Regions from separate parts of the Mus musculus genome. Here regions 2 and 3 are each linked to region 1. The links are chromatin loops, found by intact Hi-C in ENCODE. Cell type or tissue: left cerebral cortex. All regions are shown on one strand.

Region 1 (8,000 bases):
ATTCCTAAAGAATTAGAATAGATTGAACTCTATCAGAGATGCTAAACCATATAAGAGGGATAAATGATTAAGAGGCTAAGTAAATAAGAGGGAGTCCAACCATCAATGAGAATTATTAGAAGCACCTCCCTAGTGGAAGGAGAATTATCAGTAGCTAAGACATCACTCACTCCAGTGATTGTAACGGATGCCTGCTTGGTAATTGCAGTCTAATCCAACAAGTCTGCTGGACACTTTCTGATTTATTTACATAAAAGCTGCAATGAGCACCCCAAGACAGTTACTCACACCAACCCCTATTAAGCCAGTTAAAAGTTTTAAGTCCTGTCTATTGATCATTAGACCAAAAGGGGGCTTGATCCCTTGAAAAATCTCTTGGTGCCTAAGCTCAGCGATACAGAGTTTTTAAAGGCAAAACCCACACAGACACATCAGTTAGATGAGGGTCAGAGTATCCTTGAAACGTTCATTCCTGGCAGAGCATAGTAGGTATTTCAGACATAACTGGCCAATTATTTTGGTTAACACATCTGGAGCATAATCAAGGCCACAGAAATCTCAAATGTGTTGTCAAGGCAGATATAAATGTTGTGAAGAGGAAGGTATAGGGGCCAAGATCTAAACAAACACCAAACAGAGGCTGAACGGGATGGTATAACAGTCATTCCACTCTCTCGTTTCTTTAGTGATTTTCAAATCTTGGATCTTGTCTAGGGGTAAGTAAGTACTGGGTCCTGAGAGGCATTACCCAAATGGAGGCAATTCTTTGTTTGATGAAATTTAAGGGGCAATTTACTTCATTGGAATGGAGGGAGAGACAGTTCTCCTGTACAGCTGGGGCAGCACAACAGGAATAAGAGGTGGTCCTGAATCAGCAATCACCTGGGGGAGTGCAGGGCCAACCACACACATGGCTGGATTATAATACAGATGTCCCAAGGCCACACAGCACATGAGACCCATGGTACAGGCAAGCCAAGATCCCGTGGGAGCGAAATAAGTCTCTGACTTAAGAGTAACCGTGAGACAAGGATTACAAGAGGCAGGAAAAGGGGGTATATAACCAAACAGGAGTCCTATTGTGAAAGAGTCTCAGCCTGAATGGATCTGGTTCAGGTAAGAGGGTTCATTTCTGGTCCTGGTCTGGAACAGGCTTGGCAAGGGAGCGGTGAATCCAGGCAGATATCCATCAACCTTGGTTGCAGCTGATGTCAGGATGACAGCGTGAAGTCCTTTCCAGGCAGGCAGATGTCAGTACATTTTTCTGGAACTACTACTATCTTCTTCTTCTTCTTCTTCTTCTTCTTCTTCTTCTTCTTCTTCTTCTTCTTCTTCTTCTTCTTCTTCTTCTTCTTCTTCTTCTTCTTCTTCTTCTTCTTCTTCTTCCTTCTCCTTCTCCTCCTCCTCCTCCTCCTCCTCCTCCTCCTCCTGCTTCTTCTTCTTCTTCTTCTTCTTCTTCTTCTTCTTCTTCTTCTTCTTCTTCTTCTTCCTTCTCCTTCTCCTCCTCCTCCTCCTCCTCCTCCTCCTCCTCCTCCTCCTCCTCCTCCTCCTCCTCCTCCTCCTCCTCCTCCTCCTCCTCCTCCTCCTTCTTCTTCTTCTTCTTCTTCTTCTTCTTCTTCTTCTTCTTCTTCTTCTTCTTCTTCCTTCTCCTTCTCCTCCTCCTCCTTCTTCTATTTATTTTTGTATGAGAATACACTGTCACTCTCTTCAGACACACCAGACACACCATGAACCACCATGTGGTTGCTGAGAATTGAACTCAGGATCTCTGCAAGGGCAGTCAGTGCCCTTAACTGTTGAGCTGTCTCTTCAGTCACCCTTCCTGGAATTTCTTAAAGTACACTTGGCCTCTTGGGAAGAATGAATGATGAGGCACTAAGGAGAGATCCAGAAAGGCATCTTGAACCCTAGAATGGACTGCAGCCTGGGCCTGTAGGAGAGACTGGAAACACTTTAAAAGAGACCAATTAGTAATCTCTTCAATAATAGGGTCCCTTTTAGCAGCACTCCCTTTTAAATCAATAGTCAGTAGGCCTTAGGTATGGGAGTCTCCAGGAGGTCTGGCTAACTGGCCTGAGATATGTCCAGTAAGTCCTAACAGTCATGAAGGGGGCCTCAGGGTTGCCATCAGGCAGCAATGGCACAGGGTTGAGACTCAGTACAGCAACAAAATGAAATAGGACCAATCAAGCAACAGACTGATATTGAGTGATGTGAGCCTTTGACATCTACCAACTGTGGTTATTTTAATGGGAATATATGACCCCCAAAGGTTCATACATTTGAATGCTTAGTCATTTGTTAGACTTAGACTATTTGAGCAAGATTAGGAGATGTGGCCTTGTTGGGGGAGGTGTGGCCTTGCTGGAGAAGGTGTGGGCTTTGAGGTTTTAAAAGTCCACATTAGAGCCGGTCTCTTTCTCTCTCTCTGCCTGTCTGCCTGTGTTTTTAGGTTATAGTTTCCAGCTACTGTTCCAGTGCCATGCCTGTCTTTGCTGCCATGTTCCTCCCATGATGATAATAGACTAATCAATCCTCTTAAAGGTTAGTCTAATCTTTCTATAAGCAAGGCCAATTAAGTGCTTCCTTTTATAAGAGTTGCTATGGTCATGGTGTCTCGTCATAGCAGTAGAACCATGACTAAAACACTGGCCATTTGTCACTCTTAGGAGGGCTTCCATAGCGTGGGGAGCTTTGCAAGTCAGGTTCTGGACGCAGGGAGCTTATTAGCAGGGAGCTTATTAGCTTTCCTTACTTGTATAGTAGTTGTGGTTAAGGCACCCGAACAGGACGATTAACTGGCAGCCACTGTGTCCAGATGCTTGGATAGATATATTACAGGCTTTGGCTAGGTCTGAGATAAAATACATTTTGCAATGCTCTGAGTCTCATGGGTGAAAAGGTGGAATGGTTTAGGGATACCTGGTAACTAAATCTGGGACTTGGGTTACAATCTGTGTTAGTTCTCAGAAGGCTTGTTCCTCTGTTTCAAAGGCTGGTCTCTCCAGAGGGAAAGAATAAAAGGTCTGGGCTTTTTCAGCAAACCCAGGAATCCAGAGACTGAGATGTCCCCACTGCCCCCTGGAGTCGTGTACTTGCTTCTTGGCTAGGAGACTGAGAGTCTAGAGGACTGGAGACATTGGCAGCAGGAGGCCTGGGACAGGTAGCCCAGCAGCGCTGGACTCCCTGTAGGTGAAGCAGCCTCTAACTGCCTTCCTCTACCTTCCAGTACCCAGCAGTGCCACTGCAGTTTAGCTCTGTGCAGATCAGCGAGCAATCCCTCTCCACCATCCCCTTCCAGACTCCCTAGCTTTGGCAGGTCCTTTTTCTGACCGGAAGAAGGAGGAGCTGTTGCATCCAGGATGAGGCTGAGCCAGTCTTTGCTAGGTGAAGCGGGCCCAGACTGACGGTCGTCCCAGGACCCCGTACTGTGGAGCCCTGGGCCAGGAGTGTGTAGCTCCAGGACCTGATGGGTTTGACTGGCGGTTTCTTATCCCGGAGAAGAAAGCTGACAGTCTTTGCAAACAAACAAACAAAAAAGACTAAAACGGCTAAAACAGCTAAAACAGCTAAAACCGGCAGAGGTTGCCACCTACTGGCAGCATCTGGAAAATCAAGCAGAATTTTAATCAGCGTCAGCGCCCTTTGGGGGTTGGTGAGGAATGGGGGAGAAGAGGCAACTCCTTTCTGGGGGCGGGGGAGGGGAGGGGAGACGAAACAAAACAGAAACACCAATAGCAAAATCAAGAAATCAATTAAACAACTCTGTGAGTCAAACTTGTCTGACAACATTCAATCACTCACCCATGAATAAATGGCTGGTTATTCATTCAAGTAAAATAGAATCTCTCATGAGAGGCTAAACCAGGATAAAAAGTCCCCCACTCCTGGCGTCCCAACTTAGTATGGAGAACTGGAGAAGTTCTCTTTAGAATTTTTCTACCTAAACCAGGAAAAGAGCCTTGACTATCCATCCCTCTTAGTCAGAAGAAGGAGGAGAAGAAAAAGTAGAGGAGGGCAAAGAGAAGACGACTCGACTCCCCTTAAGTCCTACCTCATTTATCCAGAAAGTTCCCATGAGCCTCATCCTCTGCAACCAGAACCAGAACTGAATTCAGTACATAGACTCATCCTAAGAGTGTGAGTAGGATTCTGTTTTGGTGCTGGGAACATGGCAGTCACTCTAGACCTCTCAGGACTCAGTGAGAAGAACTGGGCTCTGGAACATTCGTCGGGGTATCTCCCCTGTGACCTCTCTCTGGCAGGGCAGGGGTGAGGCTGAGTCCCACAGGACATGGGGGAATCTCATTGTGGCCTCCAATGTTGTGATCCACATAACAGAGTTTCGGTCAACTATGCTGATTAAACCAACTAAAGAAGTTTTAAGCCCTTTTTATAGATGGCCAGACCAAGAGGAGGCGTGAGCTTTAGAAAAGTCATCTTGGTACCTAAGCTCAGAGATACAGAGTTTTTAAAGGCAAAACCCCAAGATACATCAGTTAGATAAGGGTCAAAGTAAACCCTCTGAAATGCTCATTTCTGGCAGAGCATAAGAGTTATTTTAGACATGACTTGCTGATTATTTTGGTTAACAACATGATCAAGGCCATGGGAATCTCAAACATGTTACCAAGACAGAAGTGAGTGTTGTGGGGACTTGGCTATAGAGGCTGAGAACTGCCCAGGCAAGATTCTGCCAGAACGGGAGGGGGAATTGCCTTAGTCACGTCAAAGCCACTTTAGTCTTTCCAGCAAAGGCAGGTGCCTCCTTCACGAGCAGTGAGAAGAACTAAGGCCCCGAGGTTACAGAGGATCGCTGCAGCGGGAATCATGATGCTTTGGGGGCTTTTCTGTCAAAAGCATCATTCCTAGAGAAAGTGCAGAAACATATGGAAAGAGGTATCACCAAGTGAAGACATTCGTCGTAGAGCATCAGGTCTCGTAGAGCATCAGGTCTCAAAGCAAGAAAGCAGGGGGTTAGATGAAATCTTGGAGATAGTTAAATGGAAGAGAGTAAGCTGTCACATGAAGGGAACATGGCAGTTTTCTCCAACGTAGAGGCTAGAATCTCTTGTCCAGGGAGAGTCCTGAACAGATAATGAAGGATAAAGGAAAGCAATGCCTGACAGTTGGATGTCCCGTTTCGTGCCTATGTCTCTCTTTATCTCTCATTCTTCTTTCTCTCTTGCTTTTTATCACCCCAAGTGAGGAGTCTGGGGGCCTACAGCGGTTGCTTGATAGCTTTCTTTGCATGTCAGAGGCTGGCTGGGTAAGGGGTTGAGTGGTTGGAACAATCCCCTCCCAGGTATTCCAAACCTGTATCCATAGATTTTCAGAAAACCTTACTTAGCTGCTCACTGAGGAACACAGGGTTTTCTCCACCTCCCTGGGTCTCTGTCAGCCTTTGAAAAAGATACTGCTTTGCTAGCATACTGCTTCATTCTGTTCTGCAAACACTGAGTCATAATTGGTCCCTGTGTTCCCAGTGATTGTGAGTGACTGGCCTGACAGTTGCAGGTGAGGATTAGCTTCAGGAAATGCTGTTGCCCCATCAGAAAATTGGGTTAATGGGTCGCTGTTGATCTGCCTACACTCATACAGCACCCTGGATATAGGATTTCTTGTTTCCATTGCAGCAACGTGGAAATGAGACTGGGAAGTCCTTTGTGTACACTCTATAAAGTCAGAATCGTGTAGAAAAATCCTTCTAAGATTTTGTAGACCAATATTTCTATAACCTATCTCAAGTCTCCCACAGAAGAGGGAACAGGGGCCAGACATGGTAGGACATATTTGTAACTACAGCAGTCAAGAGTCTGAGGCAGGGGGATTGGGATGAGATTGTGGCCAGCATCTTGTGCATTTAAACCTCGGGCCTGGCTAATACATTTGGGGTCTTGATGCATTCCAGAACGGTTTCCGTGTCGTTATTCACACAAGACCCTCGTCTCTCTCTACCCCCCCCATTTGGTTATTAGGAGAAGGTCCCCTCGAGACCCTCGAATAACTGGACCTGCTCGACGGGTCAGGTGCATTTTTATTCATGAGGTCTCCCTGCCTAAAAGGACTCTATCTTGTGTCAAATTGACATAAACTTTGTCAGGGAGTGGGGTTTGGGACACAGGAAGGGGCAGGGGTCTTACCAGGATGAGGTTGTTTTTCCCTCTCTGCAGAACTCCCAGGCACTTTCCTATTGTCTGGGTCTTAGACATCTCTGGTTCACCTCTTAGTTCTATGAGGATCTGAGTGTATGATATCTTGGACCCTTTCCATTTTCTAGCTGTAAATACGATTACATTTTATGCCTCCCTGCTTTAGCTAAATTTCGCATATTCCAGTTTGTATTGGGGCCATGTTTCCGCACAAAAGAGGACCAGGAACCAGGCAGTGGTGGCACACACCTTTAATCCCAGCACTTGGGAGGCAGATGCAGACAAATCTCTGTGAGTTTAATGTCAGCCTGTCTACAAAGTGAGATCTAGGACAGTCATGCCTACACAGAAAAACCTTGTCTACACAGAAAACCAAAACAAGAACAAAGAAGACTAGGGGCCCTTTTTGAAATGAGTCAGCAGAAAGTTTTATTCCAGTGCTTGAGTATATGTGTCTCAAAAGGGTGGAAGAAATGAGCAGTTGCCAGGATCTGGGAGGGAGAGAAGGCACAGCAAGATGTAGCCACAGAGGTTAGGAGAAGCCGAGGCTTGTTGAATTTTCTCTGAGTTTCCTATAGCGAGAAGGGGCTGGAGGTAGAGTCCTGACATGAGTCTTCACCAGCTTCCAGATCCTGGGTCATGCTCACAGTCTCATTTCTGACAGAGATTGTTCCAAGGCCAGAGTGTAAAGCCTGCATAGAACACCCCTGTATCCCTGAGCACTCCCAACGGGGATCTACCTGCATCTTTTCAGAACTGCTAGTCATTGAGTACAATTGGTTCCTTCTCACCAACTTTTACCTTCTAAAGATTGACTGTCAAACATTAATCCACCTGACCTCTCTTACAACATGTGGAGGTATACACAGCCACCCTAGAGATTACAGTTCTTAACGCTCGGAGGACCAAGGACCTTTTGTTTTGGGGACAAGATCTCACTATGTAGCTCTAGCTAATGTGAAACTTGCTATGTAGGCCAGGCTGGCCTTGATTTCTCAGTGATCTGCTTGTCTCTGCCCACTCAGTGCTGGAGTTAAAAGTATACACTATCATGCCTAACCTATAATGACTTTTAAAAAGTCAACATAATATAAATATCACCTAAAATGCTTGATATTTCAATGAAAACATTAAAGTCTAGAATATCTATTGATATTTTCAAAATATCCATTTGTTTTTATTTGTATAAGACAGCTTGATTTACCACGTGTTCCCTTCCTTCTTGCTAGAACTTGCCTCTGTCATTCAGAAACTCGAAACCCTTTTAGTGTGAGATGATATCTAACACAGTATACTCTAAATGAATTCTTTTTAGTCTCTGTCTTCCTCCCACCCTCTCTTTGATAGGACCTTCTTATACAGCCCAGGCTAGCCTTGAACTCTGAATCCTCCTGCCTCTGTCTAGGTTATGGTTATCTATCTATACACCTAGCTGTTGGATATTTCTCCCCCTCTTTCTGTGTCTTATGTATGCACTTAACACATGTGCAGTTATGTGCACCCATGTGCATGCAAACAGAGACAATAGAATGTTGGAAACCGTGAACTGAGATTCACATTTCTTCTCTTGTTTTTTTTTTTTTTTTTTGGAGTCAGAGTTTCTCATGGAACTGAAGCTTATCATTTCGCCTAGGCTGGCCTGCCAGAGAGCTGCTGAGAGCTGCTTATCTCCATCTCTAACTCCGGGGCTACTGCAGGTAGTAAGCTAAGGTTATGCTAAGCCTTTCATGGGGGTGCTGGGGATTTGAACTCATGCCCTCTTTCTTTCACAGCAAGGGCTCTTAGTTGCTGAGATGTCTTCCCAGTCCCAAGTCATATTTTTTGCTACAGTTTTGTCTTCCTCTTGTC
Region 2 (8,000 bases), 71 kb before region 1:
TCTGTATATTTATTCCAGAAAAGTTTTGTCACTGGCTAAATTCATTCAATTTCAAACAAAATATACCTCCATCAAGAGTAAGCTTTGATCGCCATTCAACAGGCAGAAATTCAACATGTGTTGCATGGTTGGAAAAATGCTTTTCTTCCATTTTCCTTGCAGCCTCTCTCATCCTAAAAAAAAAAAATAAAGCAAACAAGTAAACATAAGACAAACTCTGGGCATAACCTCGCACACATGTTGAAATACCTCACATGGCCACCTGTCCCCATTGCCTGCCGCTGCCTGCGACTGAGCTGAGCTGCAACTCAGCACTGCTTTGCCTCAGTTACTTTCCTGTCTGTCACAGGACTTGAGCTGCTCCTGGGTACAGAACATTCTAGATGGCACGGCTCATGGGGGATGTGAGAGCACAGGGAGTGTGTCCATGCTGTGCTCACCTCCACCCACCACCCAGTCATGGACTATCTAACTGAGATATAATTAGATCAATTCTTTTCTTTCTTCCTCTCCTCCCTCCAGCATCTCATATCCCAGTACTCGCCTCTCCTGTTCCCTCTCAAATTATTGAACACACACACACTGTATAAATATAACCTGCTAGGTCTGTTTAGTGTTGCTTCTGTGTATATAGCTTCAGGTCTGCCCATGTGTTACTGGATAACAATTCGGGAGCTCGTCTGAAGATGACTAACTTTCCCTCCCTCTGAAGTAGTTACTTGCCGGTAGCTCCTCCTCTAGTGACTGACCGGCCCTCATGAGTTTTCCGCCATCCATGTTAGCATGTCTAGTGGTGGTCTTCCCTATTACATCCACAGGACGCCATCTTGCAGAATCATTCCTCTGGCTCCTGTACTTTTTCTGCTCCACAGACTCTTACCTTTTCTTTATAATGTAAATTGCGAGTTTTTTTACTTTAAAAATTAAGGTGTCATTGAACTTACTTTTTTGGTGTCAGTTATGTGAATTTTACCAAGTGGATAGGATTATGGTTGGTGCAACATAATGAGGATGCTGAAGGGTCACTGTAAAAACCCTCATGTTATCCCTTCAACAAGTGCCCCTTCCTCTCATGGTCTGAACCAAATCGCAGACACCACATTGTTTTATTTCTGCTTCTAGATCCTTCATACAAACACTGAGCCCAAGGTTTCAAATCCTTGAGGCGAATGCTGTACCAGAGTTACGCCCTGCACGTGTGAAGTCAATGCTCTACCACTGAGCTACATCCCAGCTCTCTTATCTCTAAATAGCATATTTTTCTAAAATAACATCTACTTGATATTATGATGTTGCAATTGAATAATTTTTACTTTTAGCAAACACGTAGTTCAGTGGCCTCATTTCCCCAGCTGATTATAAAAACTGTTATAACATTTTATATAACATTAAAATATTTTATATTTATTTTATGTTTCAAATAGTACAGTCCACTCACTGCAGATGGTAGACAGGTTTCAACTGTCTGCTGTTAATTCACCACCTCCCGACACACCACTTGTCTAGAGAGTTATCTACAGTCTGTTTGCTAATCGCATCCGCGTGATGTTATTAACATGGTCTTCCTATTGTATAGCCCTTGTGAGGCAGTAGTAAGCTACAGAGGCCAAGCCGTTGTCAGTGAGTTTGGAAAGATTCACAGGCTTCAGCCTTTCTGTGTTATGTTTTGTACCTCAAGAAATCAAACTTCTCTTTTACTAAGGATCTCAGGGAGGCTCCGCCTGCAAACCTCCTTCTCGTGATCCTCAATATTTAAGCAGAGGATGTATCAGGACACAATTATTGTGCCAAGTAATATACAACTCACCATAAAACAAAGTCAGAATTAGAGCTGTGAGATGCTTTAACGGAAACCAAGACTGAAGCGCTCAGGCGCACCAGTGTCCGCGGCAACACAACCTGAGTTGCACGAAACTTTTGCTTTAACTTTCCAGCAGCTCAGTGTTTATTGTATGCAGGTTACTGAGATCTACTTCCTAGCATCAGACAGCGCTCACTTCAGCAATAAGGAATTTTGTTGGCAGTCTTCAAGTCTGATAAATTATGCTTTCAGTAGTGAATCCAGTGGTCTCAGGCACTGTAAATCTGAGCTCGTCAGTTTGCTTTATTTTGGACAAGAGCCAAACTGGATACAATACAAAAGCCAGAAGCCATTAGGAAAACAGAACCTTCCACATTAAAAAATACACCAGGCATGGTGGCACATGCCTTTAATCCTGGCACTCAGGAAATAGAGGCAGGTGGTTCTCTTGCGACCTTTAACCCTAACAGCCCTTTAACACAGCGCTTAGCAGCTTCTGAAACACACAGATCCCCGCACACATATCCTGATATAAAGCTGAGATGTATCAGTTGAGGAGGTAAATAGTCTGCCTTGTGTGTTCGTATCCACTGGCCTCTGTGTAAATGTCCAGAGTTGTTTCCTCCGGAGCAATGAGTGGGCAGAGGATATTGAAAATTGTCAGTTTAAACAAATTTTAATCTTCTCAGAGTTGGACAACTTTAAACGATTTTAATTTCTGAAGCTCATAGAGCAAGGAACAAACTTAAAACCAGATCTTTTCCTGCTGTCGACCTTAAATCAATTAAATACATTGACTACGGCTTTCTTATCTCTCTCGCTCCTGCAGTGGAGAGTGAGGTCAGACTTCATTTAGATACAGGCACTCTAGGTTTGGTCCCGACCATCACTGAGCTTAGAGAGTTGATACTGGGAACATGGAACTGAGGCTCTGTGTACCTGCTTATGCCGTAGGTGGAAGCTGGGACTCTGGACTTGGTGTGGAGTGTGTGCACAGTACTCACATGGCTGTGTTTTTGATGATTCTTCCTTGGTCCATCTTCTGTCCAATGCCGTGCACAACAAACACGATATGAGAAGTCTGCGACGGCTTGTCTTCCAGTGTGGCTTCTTCTACATAACCTCTGTGCAGTCTGGTCCCACTGCTGGAGGCTGTGGGGAAATTACAGCCCTAGGTTTACTACTTGCACACTAGGTTTAAAGAAAGAAAAAGTAGTAATAATAAGACTATATAAAGGTATTTCACTGGTTATACAAAGAGGAAATAAAATCCATAAGATTATATTGATTGACATAAAACAAACTGGATACAATACAAAAGCCAGAAACCATTAGGAAAACAAAACCTTCCACATTAAAAAATACACCAGGCATGGTGGCACATGCCTTTAATCCTGGCACTCAGGAAATAGAGGCAGGTGGATCTCTTGAGTTCCAGGCCAGCCTGGACTATATACAGCGAGTTCTAGAACAGCCAGGGCTACAGCAAGATCCTGTCTCAAAACAACAAAACAAAACTTATCAAACAAAAAAACAAAAAACAAAACAATGATGCATGAAAATTGGGGAAAACTAAGCAAAATATGAAGCCTACTGTTATAGCATATATACAAAGAGGGTTTACTAATCAAAAAGTACATATATCCAATTAATGTTTTGTGCTTAAGATATAAGTAGGTACCTCACAAAGTGAATATAACTAGCTATAGATATAAAAAATATTCACATACATTTATAGCAAATTAAAAGAGTGGCATAGTAACATTTTCTTGGCCTTAAAAAAATAAAATAAAACATATTTTCAAGCTTATTGAGGATGCTCTATCTTCCCTAAAGACCTAAAACATTGTGTGTGAAGAACTGTGTGTGAGAGATGGGCGCCTCAAGGCATCACCCTCACCCTCCACAGAGCAGTGTCTCGCTCTGCTGCCAGGCAGGGTAGCTGGCTCTCCCTCTAAGTAGCGCTAGGAGTGTAGATGCACACTATGCCTCTAGCTTATGTGACCCCAGATGACTTGAACTCAGGTCATCACACTGAAGGGGCAGCCTTTTAATCTATGGAGCCATTTACCCAGCCCTTCTTTTTTTCTTTTTAAACTGTAAAAGGCCAAGAAGCAATTCCGTTAGCAAAACTTTAGAGAGTTGTGTTGTCTTTCTCACATCACCTTTCCCTCCTCTCTTCCTGCACTGAAACTGAATCCATTTCTAGCCTCCTCTTCTTTTACGCTACATATCAACTGCCATGTTCAATTGGACTGCACTCACTCATGACTAGCAATTCCTGTCCTTGTCAGAGTATTCTAAATTCCTAATTCTGAGCTGATGAGTGACTTCACAGGGTTCTTGACACTGAACTTCTACTCAAAATATAAATTAAAAACAGAATCTGAATTATCTACTTTTGCTCCCCCAAATTTTGACAAGCCACAATAACATGTAAGCATTACCTTTAGAAAAGCCCAGTTTTTGGGTAACGGTTCTCGCAATTTTGGATGTTGTTGCGTCACTGTAGAGATAGACTTCATCCATGCTGTGCCAGTCCACGTGGTTCCGACTCAGCTTGAAACTGTGAACAGCTGTTGTACAAAAGAGAGAGACTGCAAGTTCTCCAAGACTGATCTTCCTTGTGCAAGACACTCTAACACCCAGGTTTCTGACTCAGTATTCTCTAACTCAGACACCATGGACTTCAGGTCAGTAGAGAAAACTATGTCACATAAGCAATGCATAGAACCTTATAAAAGAAGTACTACAAGGAACAGCAGAGTGCCAGGTATGACTGTAAATATCAAGCCCTTGTATGTAGCTAATATGTTTTTTGATTATTAAGAAGCTGTATCCCCAGTGGTATGGCTCCTCTTCCTGACTCTAACTCTGTCCCTCTTGTTGATTTTACTAAAAGTATCAAGGTACGTAAAATTTTTACTCAATGTGAGACAAAAAAAGACAGTATAATGTACTAGAATATAAGGTACATTGGGAATGGTATTAAGGACAGCTATCACTTGACAGCAGAAATACAAAAATGAAGGTTTAAGAAGAATTAACATTTATGTGGCATGGCTACTGAATTTCTGTAACTGAGATTAGGCTTATTGTGCACAAGGTCTTAAACGCAGATGCTGATGAGGAATCCCCAAGCTCACGAGGCAGGCGCTGTGAACTGTTCACTTCTGCATCTCTAGTGTAAATACTGTGTTCCGAGTGTGGAGCATCTATGTGAATCCAGTAATAGTGCAGGAGCAATGAACTGGAGATTGATCTACTCTATCAATTCATAATTTGTTAACATGCATTTTGAAGGTTTAAATTTTCCTTTATATATTGGGCACTTAAGTAAGAGACTTCCATAGTCTTATCTTCTGAAAACTGCTATTTACCATCACTGTGTCCAATTATCATTTTGAAATCTCGTTATGGCAAAAACTGTATCCCCATTTTAGTCATAAAAACCTGATGCAGAAAGAGAGTATTTTGCTCAAAAGCTAGTAACTGGCAGGGTGCACCTGTTTTACCTAAAGATGAGTTGTAAATGACCTCAAGTTAAGAATATAACTCTGGGAGGCTAGAGACATGGTTCAGCAGTTAAGAGTACTGACTGTTCTTCCAGAGTCCTAAGTTCAATTCCCAGCAACGACATGGTGACTCACAACCATCTGTAATGGGATCTGATGCCCTCTTCTGATGTTTCGGAAGTTAGCTACAGTATACTCATATAAATAAAACAATAAAATCTTAAAATATGGCTTAGCACTTAAGCTCCTTTAGAGGACCAGGGTTCAATTCCTAGCACCTACATGGCACCTAACTGTCTGTAACTCCAATTCCTAGGGAGTCCTTGGCATGACATAGTGCACATAGATATGCATACAGGGACACATAAAATAAATAAATATTTTTAAAAGAATACAGTTCTGTGTAGGAGGGTTCAGTCCTGGTCAAAACCATAAGGCATGCTGTGGCAGCGTGTTCCCCATGAGAAGACACAGCACACTAGAAGAAAACTCACTCCTTACATTACAGATAATTTAAGTTTTATCAAAATCAATTATGTTACTTACCTCTACTGACCTGTACGTATGTACATACGTGTGTGTGTGTGTGTGTGTGTGTGTGTGTGTGTGTGTGTGTGCGTGCATCTCACAGGATTAAGATTCAATTAATACAACATACACTAATAGCTTTAGTTCACAGAAAGCAACCACGGGGTCAGACTTCTAAATAGCTTTTTAAAAGCTAAAAGGATTAAAATTTTTGCAAGGGCTTAATAACTACTTACAAAGCAAATTTTTGTTGAAATAGTTCTGAGCTACATATGTTTAAAAGATTGAAACTGATGAAATATTTAAAGAAAAGTAACAAAAAAATCTAGCAAAACTCTGTTCCTCTGCAAACCAGTTATATATAGTCTTAACATCTTAAGAACATACACATATGACACAAAATAAATATATACATCCGTGTAATAACGTAAAACTAAGGCAAATAGCACAACAGACACACTCTTAGAAAGGCTAGCACTTCTATGCTCTAAGGCTGGCGTGAGCTACAGAGAACAGAAGCAGGTTTACCGTACCTTGGGAACGCTTTCGCTTAAGACCTGTGGCATCTGTGCTCTCCTTATATCCTCTCCATTTGAACAGAGAAGGGAGGGAGAAGGGAGGGAGGTGGTAGACAACTAAGAAAGCAAAAACACTGAGCTTCAAAGGAAATTTAAGTGAGGTTTTCTATTCTGCCTCTGCCTTTTAGCCCTAACTTTTAGAAACTGCACTTGACAAACATTATTCTAAATGCTTTCTAAAATGCAACTCCTAGTTAAAAGACCAGTAAAGCAAAAATTAGTTAATGTCTGTCAAATATATATGCTCTACTTTTATTGAAAGGAACAAAGACAAATAATATCTAAATTTACCAGTGACAGACAATTACATGATCATTTAATACCTCTGCAAGCTGTAAGACATGCAGGGCATTTTAAATGCTAAGCGATTTTCTCTATCTTTATGATTCTGAAGATTATTTATGTCACCGAATTTTGATGGCATAGCCACGAGGTGATACACACTCTGAGAATACAACCATGCTTTAAACAGCTGACCTAGCTGTCCTGAGATAGCACAGTATACAGTCCACCGAATGCCACCCATACAGAGGAATGATGGCTTCAAGACTGCTTCCGAAGCAAGGCTTCCTTTCATTGACTGAGACAGCTGTTGATGACTTAAAAGTGAAAACATTTTCAAGAAAATCAAATTGAAGGCTCTACTTTCAACCATCTCTTTTGGAAAGACTAGTGATAATGTAACAAAAATAATTTCATTAGGAGACATATGCTGTGATACCTTGTAGGCATTAAGCAGACAACACAGAAAGAAAAAAAGCCAAGCAGAGAATTGATATTTGACAAATCAGTCTTAAAGCCAACACGCTCCTTGTCCAATTTTGCTAGCTACGTTACTGATAACATTCCTTATACTTAAGTGATTATTTTAGTACACTTGAAATGGAATCTTATAAATCAGTTAATTATTCAGTTAACAAATCACCAAATGTTTATGATTTAATTAAAATCTATATTCTAATATATTCATCTTCACCCTCACTCCCTTTTACATGAACTCAACATTCATAGATTAAATACTGCTTAAATAAAGAATCTTTCATTTTTGTTGTATATACAATTGATGTTATATGCAAAGATTTGTGCAAAAAGGGTTTTTGCGAAATTCCTACAAGGCATTAAAAACTGCACCTACACATTAATTACTACATCTGCAATGCAATTAGAAGGCTGTAGGCCTCTAAACTAGGGCTAAAAGCTGGGTGACAGCAGAGCTATGAGATGCCTCTGACACAGTAGGAAAGAAAGAACATGGAAGCAGGTTTCTTCCTGCCTCCTGCTTTCCTGTGTCTCCTCATCAGGCACCAGGAGCAGACAAACAAACCAAATAAACTAGGGAAAAGCTGAGGCATAGCTAGGGGGTCAGATGGACACACACACTTGGTAATTTACTACACAGAGAAACAAAGACTACATTTTTAGGTCTAGCAGTAAAACAAACCTGAACCAAATCCCACATTTACCAAATCGAGCTCTTGGGACACACACGGGCCACCTGATATAAAATCACGTGAGCACTTTCAGAAAGCTGGTCAAGACATAAAATGAGTTCTTGCCTTTCAAAAACAATAGCATGAC
Region 3 (8,000 bases), 90 kb before region 1:
CTCAGTGCAGCCGCCTCACGTCTTGCTGGCTCTGAAGGAAGGAAGGAAGGAAGGGAGGAAGGAAGGAAGGGAGGGAGGGAGGCCAGCGGTGAGTGGAGTGGGCTTGTGTCCCATCCTCTCTCCACGTGGCTCACAGGATCTCTACGGGAGAGGTTTACACGGCAGCACCACTGGGTTCGGCTGTACAACATGCCCATGGTCAAAGCAGGCTCTGATGCACGTGTACCAGTTGTCCTGGCATTATCACACCCAGACTTGCTGGGACTGCAGAGGGAGATGGACTCTCCTCCTCTCTCTAGCCCTCTGGGATCATGGGGGAAGGAGAAAATAAAACCACCTTCCTTTCTTTCTCTGTGCTTCAGATACCTAAATGTAAAATCTGTTAAAAAAAACAAAACACAAAGCCCTTTGCTCCTGAGCAGCCGTGCCTTAACACAGATGCACGCGTATGCTCAGGCCGCACCGCAGCTCTGGGAGGCAGTCCTTCAGGGCTGTCTCTTGGTTGGACAGTGTATCTCATTGGCTGGGCCAGCCTGGCCAGAGCGGTGCAGGGATTCAGTCCCACGTCTCCACCCCAATGACATTACAGCTGTGTACTGCAGTGCCCAGCTTTTTAAAAAGTAAGCTTTGAGGTTTGAACTCAGGCTCTCTCATAAACATTTTACTGGCTAAGCTGTTTCTCTAGCTTAACACGAGTTATTTTAGTGGAATTGTTTGTCTATGACTACCAGTTGGAGAGATCCTTACATAAGATAAGTTCTTGAGGGGAACTCACTGAGATTGGCTACTATAAACTCTGCTCTGGAGGCACAAAAGGAGCCAGCTTGTTATCCTCAACCACTGTTTCGGAACTATACAAAGCAATCTTTTTTGATAACTGAAAAAGATGCACAAAAATTTAAAGGTGGGTAAAATTACAAAGAAAACCCTGAACACATTTTTTAACACCAAAGATAGAATTCACTATTAATAAGAAAAACACGAAAGAGGAAATATAGAAAATTTAGAAGAAATAAGAAGTTAGTAGGAAAAGTAATTATTAAGATTAGTCCTTGGTGATAGATTCAGGATATGTTGGAAATGAAGACTGGGAATAGCTTTGCACCAGTATCACTACATTTAAAAATATCCCCCCCCCCGCCCTCATCACCCCATGAAGGACATTGAGCATTGTGTAGAATGAGCTGTCAGCTAGGGCAGACCCCAGTCCAGGTGCTGATGTTAGACATCACCAGTACAAGTGATGCGGTTCTCTGTGGCAGGGAACTGTATGCTAAGCACAGACGTGGAAAGAACAGTGGGCCTGAGGCCTGAGGACAATATAGAAGACAGACACAGGCCTAATGCCCTCTCTTCTCTCAAGTCCCTCTTTGGTAGGAGTCTATTTTTTAGCATCTGAAGTGGGCATGAACTCTACCATTGAAGACAAGAACACACACATAGTCTGCTGTGGTAGCACTGAAGCAGCTCGCAGAGAGCTGATCCCATTTCTCACTGAGCAGACCTCTAAGGAGAGCATTTCAGGGTGCTGAGTGCCACTCCTGACATATACCATACCGAGGCTATCATCTTTACTCTGCATTACATTTTCCGGAAAAAGAAGTTGTGGGAGATAAAAGAACGATTCTTGAAGTCTGAAATCTGTGAAGAAAAACAAACAATACGCGGTGTAAAGGCAAGGCTGATAGTTACAAATGGCCTTCAGTGTTGCAGTGGCCAATCGTTAAGAACCACATTCCAAATAGGCTGATTAAGCCTAGCCCACAAGGAGCGCACCTCTAGGCTTCTGTCAAGAGCTCCTTCATGGAAAATATGGACACAGTTCAATTCTCAAGTGTAATGTCAGAATCTGTTAATAAGCTCAGATACTCCTCAAACTCAGTGCTAATTCACGTTGTAACCTACAGGGCAAAAACCAAACCAAACAAAAACAACCAACCAACCCTCCCCTAAACAAACTAAAAAAAAATCCGGCAGGAGCACAAGAAATGAAACCATAAAATGCTTTAAGATAAGCCTTGTCTTTTCAGAAGAAATTAAGGATAGCTGTGCAAGATGTGTCAAGTCGATGAAAATAAAGGACACCTGACAGGACTTACTCTTCACAGAGAAAACAGGATTGATCATGGATTCAGTCTGTATCCTCTTTACCCTCAGACAATGAGACTCAAAGACAGTGGCGTCAGATGAAGGCTATCCAGAAAGCTGAGGCACTCAGTGTGAGGAGGGGAGGAGGAAGGAGGCCCAAGAACCTCATCACAACAGCCAGGGTCCACAGAGATTTAAGGAAGAGAGAGTTTCAGGATTGCAAGTCAGCAATTATGGCATAAAAGTCAGGATTACACAGAAGGAACTCTACTGAGGCAAGTCTAAGAATCAGGAACCCAGACCCAGAGTGACTGAAGACAGACGCGCACTGTCAGGGCCTGACTCTAACATTAGTCTATCTCTTTAGAGCTGACTATATGAAACAGACTCATAGATATCTCAGATGTTGTCGAGACTACAGGTGAAATCTAACAAGAAGACTGGCAGAGCATTTACATGCAAGTATGACACAGCACGGCTGGGGTGTAGCCCAGCAGGACCGCAGGCTGCATGCACAGCACACACTGGGTCTGGGTCTGAGGGGACATGTGTGGTGAGTTCTGTTCAGCTGAGCTCCCACTGCGGAGGGAGGGAGGGAGAGAGGGAGGGATCTTTACATTTGTAGCAGCATACAGAACGGACCGGGGTTTTCTTTGCTCAGACACTGTATGTGTTCACTCCTGCTGGGGTCTCAACTGTTCCCGGGAGTGTCTGTCCCCAGTGTGCACCCTCCCATTCACCAGCATCACTGCCATGCACTGACAAGACCATGAAGAACTGTAAATTCTTAGTGCCACCTTACAAAATTCCTCCAAAATAACTGTTTTCAGAAGTTAACTATTTTGATTTCTGCATGCCACTAAAGTTTATACATTTATAATCATGTTTCTAACTAAAAAATAAAAAAAAAACAGTGTAAGAACTCAGAAGAAAAATGAGCTTTATACAAATATCAACATCTAAAAAGAATTGTTTACACATGGCCCTAATGACTTGCAAACACATTTTTTAGCACTGGAAAGGACTGACAGATGCTGTTGGCCCACATAAGAACGCCTAGCCCTGCTGCCTAGTTACCCTGGAGTGGACTATGTGTGTGGAGGAGTGGGGCAGCCTCTTGGATGCCACCCAGACCGGTTCTGGTTGATGGCTGTTTCAGAATTCAGGGTGGCAGACACAGTAAGAACACGGTGCTCCTGGTAGCTGCGGTGGAGTCTGTTAAAAGGACTGGAGAAGTCCATTCCCGCTTGCTAGCTACAGAAAGGAAGCGGCTGCTTCAGAGTCTGTCTCTCCTTATCATCGACGGGAAGACACAAAGTGTCTGTGCTATTACCTGGCACTTTAAGTTCACCGACAGACCAGTGCTTTACAGTTATGCCAGATTAAAAAGTCTTAAGTCTACTGGGAAACAAGAGATCTACCTTAATGCTTCATGCACCTACTCACAGGTCTCCCTACTGTCTACTGGTAACAGGGCAGGGACAGAAGACACACAGTGGGGCCCAAGAGAATGCCTCAGCCTTGGAGGGCTCAGAAAGCTGCATAGGAGTGTGTGGTTAGCTGCAGGACAGAGCAGTGTGTCAGACAGAGGACACATCTAGAGTGACTGGAAACTTAAACCTTGGTGAGCGTATTAATAAAAATGTACTTTGTACAAGCTAGGGTTGCCTACCCCAGAGACTTGTCTTGTACTTGATAATTTAGACTCTCGTGCCAGAGAGTCCTGGTTATAATCTAGCAACTTGTCAACGCAGATACTAAAACTACACTTGCCTAGAAAATATTCTTAAAACTCACATTACCTTTCCTTTCAACGACTTCAGACTTGAGTGGGACCACTACTGGCCCTGCTCGCCCAGCCCTCCCCGCCCACCCATCAAAAGCTACAGAGACAAAGGCACAAAAGCTCAAGGATAGAACTGTAGGACTGACATGCGGAGTCGAGGAAGCCGGAGCCACTGTGCGGCAGGGTCTGCGTTGCCACGGTGGTGGTAGAGGGTGAAGCTGAAGGCTTCTTATCATCTTCCAGTGAGTCTTTAGATGGCTCAGACGGCTGTGATGCTGAAGAACGTCCAAATCTTGAGAACAACATTCCTCCAAGGCCCTTTCCAATGCTAGCAGCCCCTGCATGTCACAGAATAAGGCAATCACTCCACTGACTCCGCTCACAGCACCCTGGGGAGCAGCACCCGCAATCACAGCCGACTGACTGAGGGACTTTCTCAGGGTGGGGACCTAAAAATATTCCAATTTCTACTGTAGGTTTCTAAATAAGAATGATGTTTAAAAGAAGGAAAATATAAATTCTAGGAATACAGATACAGGAACATATAGCCAAAGCAACCCAGGTGTTATTTTATTCAAATATTCATTGTTACAGAGGTTTATGGCAAGATTAAAACTTCTAACAAGAGACCCATGCGGTTGACATGGGGCATCTACCTATTAATAGGAATATGTCTTACTAAATGTATGCTATACAATGCCATTAGTAACCTTTACGCATGATGTCAAATAGCAAGTAAGTTTGGTAGCTAAGGCCTACTTAGAGTGCCATCTTGTGGCACTTAGATAAAGGACACTCACTCAGAAACAAAGGACACATTCAAGTGCTATGCAATTGAAATACCCAATTTCTATGCTGGCACAGGAAGTTACTCAAGGAGAGATGAAATATCCCTCTTGCCTTAGGAAGCGAAAGGACTAAACAATTTCACTTTGAGAGGACATCAGAGACCTTGATGCCCCCAGAATGCACAAGAGCAATAAAAACAACAGCATTTTAAAGGCTCCCTCAGCAAGTCACAGAGCCAAGATTATAAGGAGCAGCAGAAAGCCCCGTCCTTTCTTCAATCTAGTCAGAGGATGTCAGAGCATCTGCTTCAGTCAGCAAAGACGCTAATTCAGGAGATGGACAGGTGGAAGATTTCTAACAGTGCATTTCCAACCAACTTAATACTTACACATAAAGTACTTACATTCATAGGTAAGAAATGAGAGAATTACCCAATATGCTTGCTTTGCCAATGTTAGTTATAGATTCTCCATAGTGGCGCCGAGATAAGACGGGGGAGGTCACAGGGCTTGGGATAGCTGCTATGTTCTCACTGTCTGAAACTGAGGTAGGTTCTTTTGCTGGGTTGAGAAAATTTGGCTTCATATGCTCATAAGGTAGAGGGTTTGAAGTGTTGTACCAGTGGATCTGGACTGGAGAAATGTTGCTGTAGTGTTTCAAAATCAACGGTTCTAATCTGTAGGCCTAGATTTTTAAGAATGCAAAGAAACATGACCTTAATTCACAATTCCTGGATTTTAGTAAAATGTTTATTCTAAAGTGAGAAAGAATTTTTAAAAAATGGTTATCTGAAAAACATTTTTCACTGTTACTATGTGAGGTTGTGTAATTACACGTCCCTAATAGTGAGATTATTAAAAACCCAAAAGAACAGTAATAAAAAAAATGAGTTATCTTTGTCTATTAATTTGTTTTCATAGAAAGACGGTTTCACTGTATTCTGATCAAACAAGAATGAGTCTTGTTGGGCTGGTGAGATAGCTCAGCGGGTAAGAGCACACTCACTGCTCTTCTGAAAGTCCTGAGTTCAAATCCCAGCAACCACATGGTGACTCACAACCACCCGTAATGAGATCTGACGCCTTCCTCTTGAGCATCTGAAGACAGCTACAGTGTATTTATTTATAATAATAAATAAATCTTTAGACAGGAGTGAGCAAAGGTCCTGAATTCAATTCCCAACAACCACAAGAAGGGTCACAACCATCTGTACAGCTACATAAAAATAAATAAGTAAATCTTAAAAAAAAGAAAAGAATGAGTCTTGTTATAAGGTCAGACTCACAAAGCTGAAGTGGAGGACAGCCCAGACCTTAGTAAATAAGGTCAAACACGTGACTCCAATAAGAGCCTAACTTGAAAGCCAAGGAAAGGTTGCTGTCCAGCAAGTCGCTCGTTAGTGTGGTGTTTACTGAGAATCCGTAGTGCAGATTCTCACTGCTGTTAGCAATTCACTGCCATTTAATACGTCACAAAGATCTCGGCGCTCTCTTATAGGAAGAAGAGAGCAGGTCTGCACAAGCATTAAGAAAGCATTAGGAAAAAGCAGACTGGCAGGATGCACACTCAGAACATGTGAAGATGGGTTCAAATCCCAGCACCAAACATAGAAAAGCTAAATGTGAGATGCACAAAGAAGACAGAATTCATGCTTGGAGTAAAACATACGGCCATGCTAGTCTCTGAAGGGACTGCCAGGCCTGCAGTCTGCATCTGAGCCTCTAACACATGTAGGCTATCATCCCGGTGCTTTCAGCGCCTCAGCTTCGCTTACAAGAGGTGGCTGTAAGTTTACACACATGTGACTTTGTAAAATAAAAGCTAACTTCAGATATTTAAAATCCTTTTACTGTGTGTGAGTGTGTGTGTGTGCTGTACTAACCATTCTCCCTAACGATGTACACAAACGTCTTCACTCTGTGTGGTGTGGAACCACACTCCTCCTGCAAGCTAGGCAAGCATTTGGCCACTGAGCCGTACTCTAGCCTGTGTCTTGTCTATGAACGTCCTCTCAGCTCTCGCTATTTACACCTGGATTAGATCTCCAAGTGTTTACATTTAGACACAAAATTAGCAGAAAATTGAAAAGCTTGAGTACTTTACACTTCCACTCAACTAAATACACGACTTCACCTCCTTTCTTGTTTTTGGTTTAAGAGAATCTGCCAGACTCATCTCAATTTTATAGCATGCTTTTGAAAAACATTACTTAAAGCAGGACATTTTAACTATATTGTCTTATTTATTTATTTTTGTGTTTGTGTACTATAACACATGGGTGACAAAGATCAACTTTTGGGAGCTGCTTTCCTTCTTTCATCACGTGGGTGCTGGGGAGTAATCTCAAGTTGACAGGTGTGGTGGCAAGCGCCTTTCCCACCTTCTCTTGCCAGCCTCTAAAGCAGGTAAGACTTACCTGTTCCTAGGCCATCAAAATTAGAATTGCTTACAGTGCGTAAAGCAGATGTTTGTCTCCTGTAGCGCTGACCAGGGATATTATTTCACAATGTATTGTTTAATCAGAGGTTGCTTTATGTGGCTGTGCACCATGCGCATGCACGGCCTCCACTGAGGTTGGACTTAAGTCATCTGATATGGACGACGGGGACCAAACCCAGGGCCTATGCAAGCACAGCAAGTGCTCTTAACAACTGCGTCATCTCTCCAGTCTCTGATGTTACCAGTACAATAGAAGATCCTCTCTTAACATTTTATTTCATGAACTCTGAATGAGCAAATATTAAGATATAACCTTTCCCAATGAGCCAGATAATAAATTCCCTTGTTAATTCAGAGTCCCTGGCAAGATTTCTCCCAGAGCAGCCATGCTAATGCTGAAACTCACCACTGGGTCCGTAGGATGAAAAATATTTAGTAAGCGGTTACAGATCTCTCTAGGTAAAATGTGGTCTTGACTTCCAGAATTTCCTGGTCGGATGCCGCGTAATGCCAAAAAAACTGCTAGCGGAGATCCCATACAGAAGAAATTTTCAACCTAAAATGAAAAGAGCCATTCTAAATTCACCAAATGATGGGAGTGTTATTTTCAAGGGACTCTGAGGATAACATGTTATATAATAAAATATAAGCAATAACATCACCTCAAAGTATATTTGTTTTAAGTAAGTTGCCTCCAACTCTGAGGCTTTACAGAGGTGCAGCGAGGATTTCTACAGCGGAGGCTGGGAGAAGGGCAGTCCAGACTGACACTCACATGGACTAAAGCAGAGAGAGGTATTGGATGATGTTTGAGAAAATAGGTAAGACTGAAAAACTGGGTGTGGAAGAAAAATCTACTTGGGATGCTAACACTCAGATCTCTGACTGTTTAAGGAAG

The links. Hi-C counts contacts between places; a loop is a spot of excess contacts. Peaks named below come from ENCODE experiments on the same cell type or tissue, not always from the same donor. Only the 100,000 strongest peaks of a DNase experiment are listed, where the experiment ranks them.
Region 2: a loop joins it to region 1, with 2.3 times the contacts of the local background. A loop is called at or near these places in 4 of 42 quality-filtered maps.
Region 3: it touches region 1 in a loop (5-fold over the local background); 8 of 42 quality-filtered maps call a loop at or near these places.

What each region holds. Positions count from the first base shown.
Region 1 is chr14:45,687,529-45,695,528 of GRCm38, forward strand. No RefSeq gene overlaps it. Among named protein-coding and RNA genes, the nearest start is that of A530076I17Rik, 23 kb to the left of the region's middle. In left cerebral cortex, a CTCF peak has its summit at 3,594 (motif pointing left); DNase peaks (open chromatin) are centred at 3,385, 3,542, 5,443 and 6,602; H3K4me3 peaks cover 531 bases; H3K27ac peaks cover 474 bases.
Region 2 is chr14:45,616,464-45,624,463 of GRCm38, forward strand. Ddhd1 (DDHD domain containing 1) reads right to left here. Exons shown (of 14, transcript NM_001042719.2): 3 at 6,378-6,479; 4 at 4,249-4,377; 5 at 2,806-2,953; 6 at 67-173. Among named protein-coding and RNA genes, the nearest start is that of Mir5131, 38 kb to the right of the region's middle. In left cerebral cortex, no CTCF peak of the experiment used is centred here; a DNase peak (open chromatin) is centred at 4,352.
Region 3 is chr14:45,597,545-45,605,544 of GRCm38, forward strand. It overlaps Ddhd1 (DDHD domain containing 1), which reads right to left. Exons shown (of 14, transcript NM_001042719.2): 10 at 7,509-7,658; 11 at 5,095-5,347; 12 at 4,021-4,212; 13 at 1,558-1,641. Among named protein-coding and RNA genes, the nearest start is that of Gm41145, 19 kb to the left of the region's middle. In left cerebral cortex, a CTCF peak has its summit at 4,645 (motif pointing left); DNase peaks (open chromatin) are centred at 3,229 and 4,654; H3K27ac peaks cover 1,813 bases.